Linked DNA regions of Homo sapiens: region 1 is linked to region 2. Evidence: chromatin contacts called from ENCODE Hi-C data. All regions are on one chromosome and are shown on one strand. Each heading gives the region's core, a stretch centred on a gene start or an enhancer-like site at or near the end of the contact. The rest is flanking DNA. Distances are from core to core; before and after follow the strand shown. Region 1 holds the start of IL9R (interleukin 9 receptor). Region 2 holds the start of VAMP7 (vesicle associated membrane protein 7).

Region 1 (5,663 bases), core at 1,227-3,726, 120 kb after region 2:
TTTTTTAATTTTGTTTTTGTTTGTTTGTTATTTTAGCAGGCAGAAAACTCTGTGTCCTGAGGTGAACAGCTGAAACTTCTGTTCAGGTTATTTAACCTTAGCTGGGCTCCTTGGAGTTAGCTGGCAGATGTATAGTTCAAGGGTCATCCAGAGATTTGGGTAGAATTTAGATGTAGAATTTGGGGCTCTCTTCTCTGGTTTTTCTTTTGAGAATTTCCTTTCTCCCTATCCAGCCCTTGTGGTCTCTGCTTCTGAGGTTATGATATGGGTAGTGTGGTCTGCTGGTCTTGAGTTAGTAAATTCTGGCTTCAGCAAGATAGAAGGCACACTGACAGAAAGAAGCTGTCTTGGTAAGGACACTAGTGCAGGGATGGCTCCAGTGAGTAGAACAGTATATGCTTGTAGCAGGTAAGACTGGAGCCAAGCTGATTAAAATTCAACCCCAAAGAACACACAAGTAATAAATACATGAAAAGATGCTTATCTTGACTAATACTCAAGGAAGTACAAATTAGAACCACATTGAAATATCTTAGCCTATCAGATTGGCAAAGATGAAAAAGACTGATAATGTTTACTGTTGGTGAAGGTTACAGGCATTCTTACATTGTTGGTGAGAGCAAAAGTCTGTGCAACACTTTTTATGTAGGGCCATATCTCAGCATCTATCAATATTTTAAAATGCTAACCCTAAGACCCCACAATTCTACCCCTAGCAATTTATCCTACAGTAGGACTCACTCTGTTGTTTGAAGATCCATGCCCAGAATTATTCACGAAATTCACTTAAAATAGCATATATGCTTGAACCCAGGAGTCTGAGGCTGCAGCGAGCTATGATCATGTCACTGCACTCCAGCCCAGCCTGGGCGACAGAGCAAGACTCTGTGTCTAAAGAAATGAAAATAAAAATAAATAAAATAGCATATACAGGCAACAATCCAAATGTTCATTGCAGAAATTATGATTATTATTGTTTTTCTTTTAGAGGCAGGGTGTCACTCTGTTGCCCAGACTAATCTTGACCTCCTGTGATCCTCAAGAGATCCTCCGGTCTCTGCTTCCCAAAGTTCTTGGATTACAGGTGTGAGGCACTGGGCCTAGACATTGCAGGGATTATTAAACCATGGTGCATACTACCATTAAAGGTATGAGGTAGGTTTTATATGCTGACCTAGAAAGATGGTGCAACACCATAGGGGAACAAGAAGGCTGCAAAGTGGCAGCACAGCAGGAGTCTTTAAGAAATAGGTATTTGTTTCAGCTTAAGAAGTGTCTGGCTGGGCGTGGTGGCTCACACCTGTAATCCCAGCACTTAGGGAGGCTTAGGTGGGCGGATCACTTGAGGTTAGGAGTTCAAGACCAGCCCAGTCAACACGGTGAAACCCCATCTCTACTAAAAATACAAAGAAATTAGCTGGGCTTGGTGGCAGGTGGCTGTAATCCCAGCTACTCAGGAGCTGAGGCAGGAGAATCATCTGAACCCGGGAGGCCGAGGTTGCAGTGAGCCTAGATCGCACCACTGCACTCCAGCCTGGGTGACAGAGTAAGACTCGGTCAAAAAAAAAAAAAAAAAAGACCGGGTGCGAGGTGGCTCTCGCCTGTAATCCCAGCACTTTGGGAGGCCTAGGCAGGAGGATCACAAGGTCAGGAGATCGAGACCATCCTGGCCAACATGGTGAAACCCCATCTCTACTAAAATACAAAAATTAGCCGGGTGTGATGGCACACGCCTGTAGTCCCAGCTACTCAGGAGGCTGAGGCAGGGGAATCGCTTGAAACCAGGAGGTGGAGGCTGCAGTGAGCCGAGATCACGCCACTGCACTCCAGCCTGGCGACAGAGCAAGACTCCATCTCAAAAAAGAAAAGAAAACAAACAAACAAACAAAATCCCCAAAAAGCAAAAGTGTCTGCATGGACTTGTGCCTAACTACTCACAGTGGCTACTTCTTGGGGGAGGTGAAAGGGGACCCTGTTAAAGAATTTTTCTTCTGTATTGTTTTTCTTCAACTGAGTCTGCATTAATTTTATATTTAATACTCTCCCCACCCCTGATGCTCACAGGTTGCTTTAGCTGGTGGAAGGAGAACCTGCACCTCTGGTTTTGGCAAAGTGTAGAAGGGGACAAGGGCACTGCTCTGCACCTGCACAGGTTCTTGCCTCCTGGGGTCAGTTTAATGAATCTCAGTGGTGTTTCTTGGGAAGAACACAGTGGACACTCACTTGCCAGTCAGTAGACAAATCACTGAAGTCCATGTCTGGCAGTTCTCAATGTCATGGGGACTGTAAGGTTGTCATGTCTCACAGTTCCCTGACTTAGAAGATTAGTGGTGACAGACACTTCTCAGCTCTGCTCGGGAGAGCAGCTCTGTAATGCGCTTGTGGTTTCAGATGTGGGCGGCCTGTGTGAACCTGTCGTGCAAAGCTCACGTCACCAACTGCTGCAGTTATCTCCTGAATCAGGCTGAGGGTCTTTGCTGTGCACCCAGAGATAGTTGGGTGACAAATCACCTCCAGGTTGGGGATGCCTCAGACTTGTGATGGGACTGGGCAGATGCATCTGGGAAGGTGAGTCTGTGCTTTGGGCTTCCCAACCTCTCAAGTCAGCATGAAATTCAGAAGGCAGAGAGGGACATGTGGCCCTCCAACTCGGGGCCCAGGGAGCCACTGTGGCATTTGAGAGCGCCACCCTAGCTTTACCTCCTCTGGTGTCCTGGCCTTGTGTATCTCTTAGAGATGGCAAAATTTGCAGCCCTGACCTCAAGGATTACAAACTAATTTCCAGTCCTGTAGGGGTCATGGGTTCTGCTGTGGCCAGTGTGGCACTGAGTTTGTCAGGCAGAATTTCTAATTATGGAAGGAACTCTGCTTCCTCAGTGATTGAACTGACCTTTGTGGGGGTGCCTTTGTGGGGTGAGAATGGGCATACTTGGGCCTCAGTTGTGATGGCCATGGGGTGGAGCTGAGGTCTAGGCCCAGGGCTGGGAAAGCTTCTACCAACCCCGAGGCATTTGGGTGTTTTAGGGCAGAAGAGGAGCCAGGAGGATGGGTATGCCCCACTGGAGCTGTGTGTGGGGCAGCAGGTGAGGGTGGGATTCCAGAGGGAGGGTCAACCCAGCCAAGCAGAGGAAGGGGAGGAGAGGGTTTGTTTTGGAAAGAACATCACCCTCTCAGTTTCCTGGGGTCTGGATAGCCTGTTCTTGTGATGAGCTGGAGGATGTGGGCCCTGCTTGGATCCTCCTCTCCCCTCCCTGCCCCCATTTTCTCTTCCTGTGATTTATGCTGTTCTGGGCTCACCCTCTTCCCAGAGCTGTCACGCTACAGCTGACAGGCAGGGCAGGCGTTTTAATTATTATTAATTTTTTTTTGAGACAGAGTTTGAGACAGTATCAAGAGTGGGTATCCTCTCAGCGTGTCTTCAAGTAGCATCCCAGAGCCCCGCTCCTGGGTACCCACAACATGAACACCGTCCAGAAGCAAGGGCAGCCTCTGCAGGTGGGGCGGGGGTTGGAAAACATTTATCAAACGGTTGAGTTGGGTGCAGGGGATGCAACATGATCAAACAGGGTCTTGCCTCCAGGAGCCTCATGTAGGGACAACGCACAGTGATGACCTTCAACTGCAGTGGGGCAGCAAGGCTGTGGGAGGGGTGTTTTGGGCAGAGCAGGCGACGTGGGTACCTCTTCACCAAGACAGCAGGAAGAGCACGGACATCATTTTCCCGTCTCACCTCCAGACTCCCAGGGGACTGTGCCAATATCCTCACTCCAGCCCTGGCCCATGGCCACTGCTCAACCCTTGGGCCCTGTCAGTTCAGGGCTGTGCAGAAGGAGAGTTGCCTGTGCTCAGGCTCAGGGGTTCCGTCCAGCTAAGGAGGCCTACTAGGGGACTGGGGAAAGGCCTCATGAAGGACCAGGCCTGTGATGGGGAGGGAAGATGGCAGAGGGGACAGTGGGAAGCAGAGCAGCAGGGGTCTCCTCCACGCCTCTCTGTACTTCTCCCACCCACCCTTGCCTACTCCCCTCTGCCCTGGGTATGTGCCCTTGTCCACCCAACACCTCTGCAGTGCCAAGTCCAGCCCTGACTTCTTCCTGAGCTGTGGCCCAGCGTTCCCACAGGCATTTACCTCACGGATGCAGCACTGCCCCTCATCCTCTTCTCTGAAAGTGTGTGGGAAATGCTTCTTGGTGCCATCTCTCTCCCACCCTGCCTTCCCTGCACCTTCTCTATGAGGTGTCTGTTGTCTCTGTACTTGCCTCCAGCTGGCCTTTCAGACCCCATCCCTCCTGCCTCCTGCCCATCCCTACCCCTGTCAGCACCTTACATACTCTGTGCCCAACAGCATTGGGGATTCCCACTGTGCTGAAGGAAGTCCTCATGTGGTCCAGAGAGGGAGCTGGCCCCTGCTCCCATTTCCAGCACCATTTTCTGGCACAGGCTCCATGTCCCCAGGCTCCAGCTGCTTCTGGGGTACCAAGGTCTGCATTTCTTCCTCTTCCCCCAGCAGACAGAAGACCTTGCTGGACAGGTGTCCACTTCAATAGTAACTTCTGAGGCTGCCAGCCTCCTGAATGGTCCAGAAGAACCAGACCCTTCCCCGCCCCCATTAAAAAAGACAAAATATGGCCAGGCATGTTGGCTCATGCCTGACATCCCAGCACTTTGGGAGGCCAAAGCAGGTGAATCACTTGAGGCCAGGAGTACGAGACCAGCCTGACAAACATGGTGAAACCCTGTGTCTACTAAAAATACAAAAATTAGCCAGGCGTGGTGACTCATGCTTGTAAATGCTTGTAATCCCAGCTACTTGGGAGGCTGAAGCAGGAGGATCACTTGAACTCGGGAGGCAGAGGTTGCAGTGAGCCGAGATCACGCCACTGTGTTCCAGCCTGAGCGACAGAGCGAGACTCCGTCTAAAAAAAAAAAATATATATATATATACACACATATATATATGCATAATAGTCTCTGTGTAACAGTAAGTGGATGCAGTAACTGGTGTGAGGGCAACTTGGAGAGTGTGCTTGGAGGCACAGAGATGCTCAGGGCTGCCTGGACTGCCTCCATGATGGTGGCCTGCTCTGTATTAGGTGAGTGTTCAGGAAAGGTGAGGGCAGGGCAGCCCACAGCTTCACAGTGGCCCAGGGAAGCAGGGCAGGCAGGCTATGAGGCCTAGTAGGCATCTGGGCCAGACTTTGACACTGAGGCCATGGAATGGGTGGGGCTCTGAGAACAGACCAAAGTGATCATGGGCTGAAGGCTATGTCCACAGATCCAAGGCGGGATAGGCTGTGCTGGGCAGTGATGTCAGCCAGGCTCCCCAGCGGGACTGGGGGTGTCAGGGGCAGCTCTGTCCCAGGTGGCAGACACTGGTTTCCCCTCCTGCTCTCACAACCGGCCTGTTACCAGGTGTTGTCTGAGCTGTGGTGAGGCTTCCCTGGTGACATTCAGGAGCAGGGAGCCTGTGAGTAAGGGTGTATGCATCTGCCCTGACTGCCTGGCCCTGTGGTCAAGGATGGGGGAAGGCAGCTCTGCCTGCAGCTCCACCCCATTTATAAAGCACTGTGGTGCCTTCTGCTGGGGCATGTGCTGAGTGGTGCCTCGCAGGCACTGCCCTCGGGAAGTTCACAGGCTTATGTGGAAGCTGGTGGGAATGGGCCAAG
Region 2 (5,442 bases), core at 1,930-4,429:
GTGCCACTGCACTCCAGCCTAGGCAACAGAGCCAGACCTCATCTCAAAAAAAAAGAAAAAAAGAAAAAAAATAATTATTCACAACTGCTTTGCAAAAGTTCATGTTAGAACCACAGATGGCTCAGATGAACAAAGGAAGATATGTGACGACTCTAACTGGAATAAGCTGCAACCAAAAATATGTCCCATACTCAAATGTCAATTATTTTATAGCTATTGATAATGTGTTAGTTCCCTCTACGGATTGTGAATTTCAAAAGAGAACAGGTATCCTTGATGTAGGTCTGTTTTCAGCATAGTATAAGAGGAAGAAAAGTTGCCTAAGTCCAAACATCCAGGAGAAAAGAAGCATGAACAGCAATGGCAATCAGTGATACACTGCAATCATGTGATTTTGATTCAAAAGCAACAGAATCACTAGATTTGTTTGTAAACCACAAAATAACACATCACGTGAAGCTGGAAGCCATTATCCTCACCAAACTAATGCAGGAACAGAAAATCAAACACTGCATGTTCTCACTTGTAAGTGGGAGCTAAACAATGCGAACACATAGACACAGGGAAGAGAACAACACACACTGGGGCCTGTCGGGGTGGGGTTGGGGGAGGGAGAGCATCAGGAAAAATAGCTAATGCATGCTGGGCTTTAATACCTAGGTGATGGGTTGATAGGTGCAGCAAATTACCATGGCACACATTTACCTGTATAACAAACCTGCACATCCTACACATGTACCCCAGAACTTATAATAAAATAAAAATAAGTAGGATAGAGGACAAACTGCTAAATCTAAGATGCATATTTGCAGCACTGCCTAGCATAGTAATAATTTAGAACATCTGGCAGCCCTTTAAAAGTCAACAGACTGCTTTCATCTCTGTTATCTCATCTGATCGTGCTAGGGCTTGGTGGATAGAATTATCTCCATTTTACAGGGGAGAAAACTAAGGCTCCAAGATTTAGTAACTTACTTCAGTCCCATCAAGGGAGAACTGGATCAGATTCCTGATCCAATTGCCAGGAGGCAAACCCTGATCCAATTGCCAGGATCCAATCTTGATCCAATTGCCAGGAGGCAAATATTTCTGCTGTCCCACTGGAATATAGGGCTTTCCTGGCCTGCCCTTCTAGGGTCTGCATTTGCCAGCCCTAGGATGAACACTTATACAGGAGCTATTTCTAAATGTCTAGATAGCCATGTTTATCAGTGCCCCACCATTCACTATGGTAACCCTAGATGCTGAAAATAACCATATTAAGGAAATTAGCCTGTGTACATTCACTCTCGTCATCATCTTGGTTTTGGTGGGTTTTGGCTGGCTTCTTTACTGCAGTCTGTTTTATCAGCAAGATCTTTATGACCTGTATCTTGTGCTGACCTCCTATCTCATCCTGCGACTTAGAATGCCTTAACTGTCTGGGAATGCAGCCCAGTAGGTCTCAGCCTTATTTTACCCAGCTCCTATTCAAGACAAAGTTGTTCTGGTTCACATACCTCTGACAGGGAGGCCTCAGGAAACTTACAATCATGGTGGAAGGCAAACGGGAAGCAGGCACATCTTACATGGCCAGATAATTACACTACAAATTTTAGGGTATAAATAAGATTACTTTAGGAGAGAATATGGAGTAAGAGGGGGCTTTGCTAGAGTCCTGAAAGCTCTAAAGAGAGGCGATATTTAGAGTTCACACAGCTTAGTAACTCAGATCTCTCTGACTCTAAAACTCATTCTTTTTCTAGGATACTATGCTGCCTCTTAAAGAATAGATATTGAATACAATATAATTAAGTTGATATTAATACCAAATGCGAACCTTTGCAAAGGGGAGATAAAGCAAGGGGAATGATTAAGATCACCAGGAAGAGTGTGAAGAGTAAGAAGAGAAGATGGCATAGGGCAGAACCCTATGGAATGTGAACATTTCTAAAGAAAATGAAGAGCTGCCACAGAGGTGGGAGGAGAACCAGCAGGGTGTAGTTCTTGGAAAGAGCTAACAGAATAAAGGGGTTCAAAAAGGAGGGAATAAGGGCCGTGTGTGGTGGCTCATGCCTGTAATCCCAATACTTTGGAAGACTGAGGCGGGTCGATTATGAGGTCAGGAGTTCGAGACCAGCCTGGCCAATATGGTGAAACCCCGTCTCTACTAAAAATATAAAAAATTAGCTGCCTGTGGTGGCGCACGCCTGTAGTCCCAACTGCTTGGGAGACTGAGGCAGGAGAATCGCTTGAACCCGGGAGACGGAGCTGGCAGTGAGCCGAGATCGCGGCACTGCACTCCAGCCTGGGCAACAGAGTGAGATTCCATCTCAAAAAAAAAAAAAAAAAAAAAAGGAATAATGAAACTAAAGTCCTGCAGAGTTGAAATACGGTAATGGCTTAAAAGTATCTATTTGTTTTAGCAACACTGTTGAGAATTCTGTCTGTAAAGGAGAGGTGAGAGAAAGACCACTAGCTTATCTGTGTTTGGTCTGTGTTTGATGAGGGGGCTTGGGGTATGGGGTTAAGAAAGGTGACTTTGGAATGTTTTAGATGAGAGAAATTTTGACAGCCTTTAAGTCCTGATAGTAAAGAGCGAGTTAGCAGAGAGCCGTTGAGGAGTCATGCAACGGAAGGGTTCATCAGAGGAGCTTGACTCTGAGTCGGCAACAGGGAATAGAGATGGAAGAGGGCTGGCTTAGATCAAAGGAGAGTAGTCGTTTATTATTATTATTATTGCAAAAAGAATAGGAGAAAGGATTGGTGAGGGGTACAAGAAAATTAGAAAATTTCATGGCGAAAGTAGAGGCAGTTCCTGTCAGATGAATTCTATTTTGTCTGTGAGGAAACGGGCGACGCTGCCTACTGAGACTAAGCAGGAGAGACGGGGCAAGCTTGGCTCTTCATTTATGCCGCCTACTCATTGCTGGTAGATTCTTTATCTAGCCTGCATCCTCTCATTTTCCTGGATCCCTATACGGCATTTGACGCTGTTTACCACAAGAGCTGTCGAACGAACGTGAAACACTCAGTGATACTCCAACCGGAACTACTACTCCCAGAATGCAGTACGGCTCCTGGGAAGTGCGGGGGGCTGGGAACGCAGCAGGCCTAGCCGTGTCGCCTGCTGCCATTGGAGGAGCGCTCCCACTCCCAAGAGGCCACGCGTAGACGGGGCGCTTCATGCGGAAGTCAGCGGCGTCCGGTCCCAGCCTCCTCTGGGAGCGGGCAGTTGGCGACCCTGCACTGACCCGCGTCCCTCCGTCCCGAGCCCGCGCGCCCTCAGAGGGTGCCCGGACAGGTAAATGGAGTGGGGTGCGCCTGCGGGAGGCGGGGAGAGAACTGCGGAGGGAGGGCGGAGGTGTCGATGGAAAGGTGCTGGGGTGGAGCGAGGAGGCAGTGCAGGGGTGACTTGGGCTTCTCTGGTGTCGACAGTTCCAGTTGTCGGGCAGGACCAGTTTTGGCGAGGTGCGTCTTATGCCACTGGAAAGGCCTCGAGTTAAAGAGTGTCAGAATGCGTCACTTAAGCTGTCATTACAGGAGGGAAAAAATGTTAACTTTCTCTCAGTTTGTATTCTACAAGACCTTTCTGTAGCATTTAAATCTCTTGAGATCGCCAGAGTCTTCTAAAAACTCTCTACGTCCTTGTTCGATGACGTCACTTTCTGCTTCACCTTCTACTTCTGGCTGTTTATGCTCCTTCGTGGGTTCCTAGCCCCTTATTCGCCCTTCCTCCACTGCTCAGTATTGACAGTCCCCTTCTTCCTCTGTTCAGGGACTGTATTTCTGCCTAGACCCGTTTCCTCAGCTTCAGACCTGTTTGGTGTTTTTATTAATGGCCAATGTTTATCAAATTCTGACTGCGTACTTTGGTAAATGCTTTACATCTCCGTCTCCCATAACTCTCACAACCAACCAACTGTCTTCATTTGGCCTCATTAATTGCTTTCAACTACCTGTATCTCCATTATCCCTCCCTTGATCCCAGAGGATACAGTCATGTTTAGGATATTAATTCCCTTTGAATACCTGTGGCTGAGAGCAGATCCATTCATACATTTAACAAATATTTATTGAACGGCTGGTATATGCTTGACACTCTTTTAAGTGCAGGGGATACAGCTGTAAACAAGACTTAGGAGGTTGCTACTCTCAGGAACTTACATGTTTGTGTCTAGAGGGGAAAACAGGAATAATCAGGATTATGTTATATATTGGTTAATGCAAAATAAAACAGGTGGTTGACTTGAAAGGATGGGATCCTATCCTAAGAAAGTCAGAGGTCAGGGCATCGTCCAGAAAGAATAGTTGTAATACCAACAGGAATAATCTTGATCTGTAACATGACTTTTCGTAAACACCTCTTCTTTTCCCCTGTCTAAGCAGTGTTTATTCTTCATTCTTCTATCTCCTCCAAGGTTATTGCATCAGAATTCATGGTTTATCTGTAGTTGGTTTATTCCTTCTAAGACCCAGAGAGAAGAGTGGGGGATTGGATTACTATTAGCTCAACTGCTTTATCTTACTTAGAAAGATAGTTTGGTTGTGAAAATATTATTCTTACCAGGTCCTTCTGAATATAAAGTTATCTACCATTTATAGTATATTTTAAAACCAAAATATGCTCAATGTTCACTCATTTATTCAACAGATATTTGAGGGAATATTAGATGGTAGGCACTGTGCTGAGCACTGGGAAAATAGGGTAAAATAGACACTTTGACCTCTCTTCCAAGGAGAAATAATCCTAACAGTATACTGAGGAAATTTCTAAGGCATAGGCTGACACCTGCATTCCTGTTCTTCATCCGAGGTGAGATCATCACAAAACATTAAGACATTTCCTGAGCAATTGCGGACATTCTTAGATTATTCACTTATTATACTTTATTGCATTTATTTATATCTGTCTTCCCCATTGTTCTATGGCTCCCTCAAGTATAGGAGTCCCTTCTTCCTTAACTTTATACCTCTAGTGTCTACTTTGACTGTCATATAGTAACCCACCAGTATATACGTGTTGAACTGAAATAGACTCCCTATTTGATCAAATTTAAATGACATGATTTATACAAGGCCTTCTTTATGTAAGGCCATCAGCCGTATTCCTCAACCTTCTCATTCACCAAAGGTGGACCATTCCATCTTATCAGGCTAGCTTATGTACCTTCTTTACCTTGCTCTCAGTGCCTTCTCTTCTTCCATCCATCCCTCCTAAAAGGATCTCCCATCTCTTCCCAAGCACCTTGTGTACCTCCCTCCATTAATTTGGTGGGCCAGTTAATTTAATAATCTGCTCATGATACAGGGGTGGAAAAAAATTAATTTCCTTTTTATATTTCCTATGAAACATTCTGCCAATGAACTCTTGCAAGAATTAATGTAATAGATCCTACTGCAATAATATAATGATACAGAATACTTTTTAAAGATTTTGCATTGACTATCACCATGTGCTAT

The links. A loop is a pair of places that touch in the nucleus more often than their neighbours do. Pooled maps may share reads with other maps.
Region 1: a loop to region 2 is called in a pooled map, with 3 times the contacts of the local background. The contact joins the promoter of IL9R here to the promoter of VAMP7 in region 2. A Hi-C loop is called at or near these places in 2 of 50 pooled maps.

The regions. Positions count from the first base shown.
Region 1 is chrX:155,995,220-156,000,882 of GRCh38, forward strand. It overlaps IL9R (interleukin 9 receptor), which reads left to right and starts at 2,477. Exons shown (of 9, transcript NM_002186.3): 1 at 2,477-2,568. The coding sequence starts at 2,541.
Region 2 is chrX:155,878,166-155,883,607 of GRCh38, forward strand. VAMP7 (vesicle associated membrane protein 7) reads left to right here and starts at 3,180. Exons shown (of 8, transcript NM_005638.6): 1 at 3,180-3,283.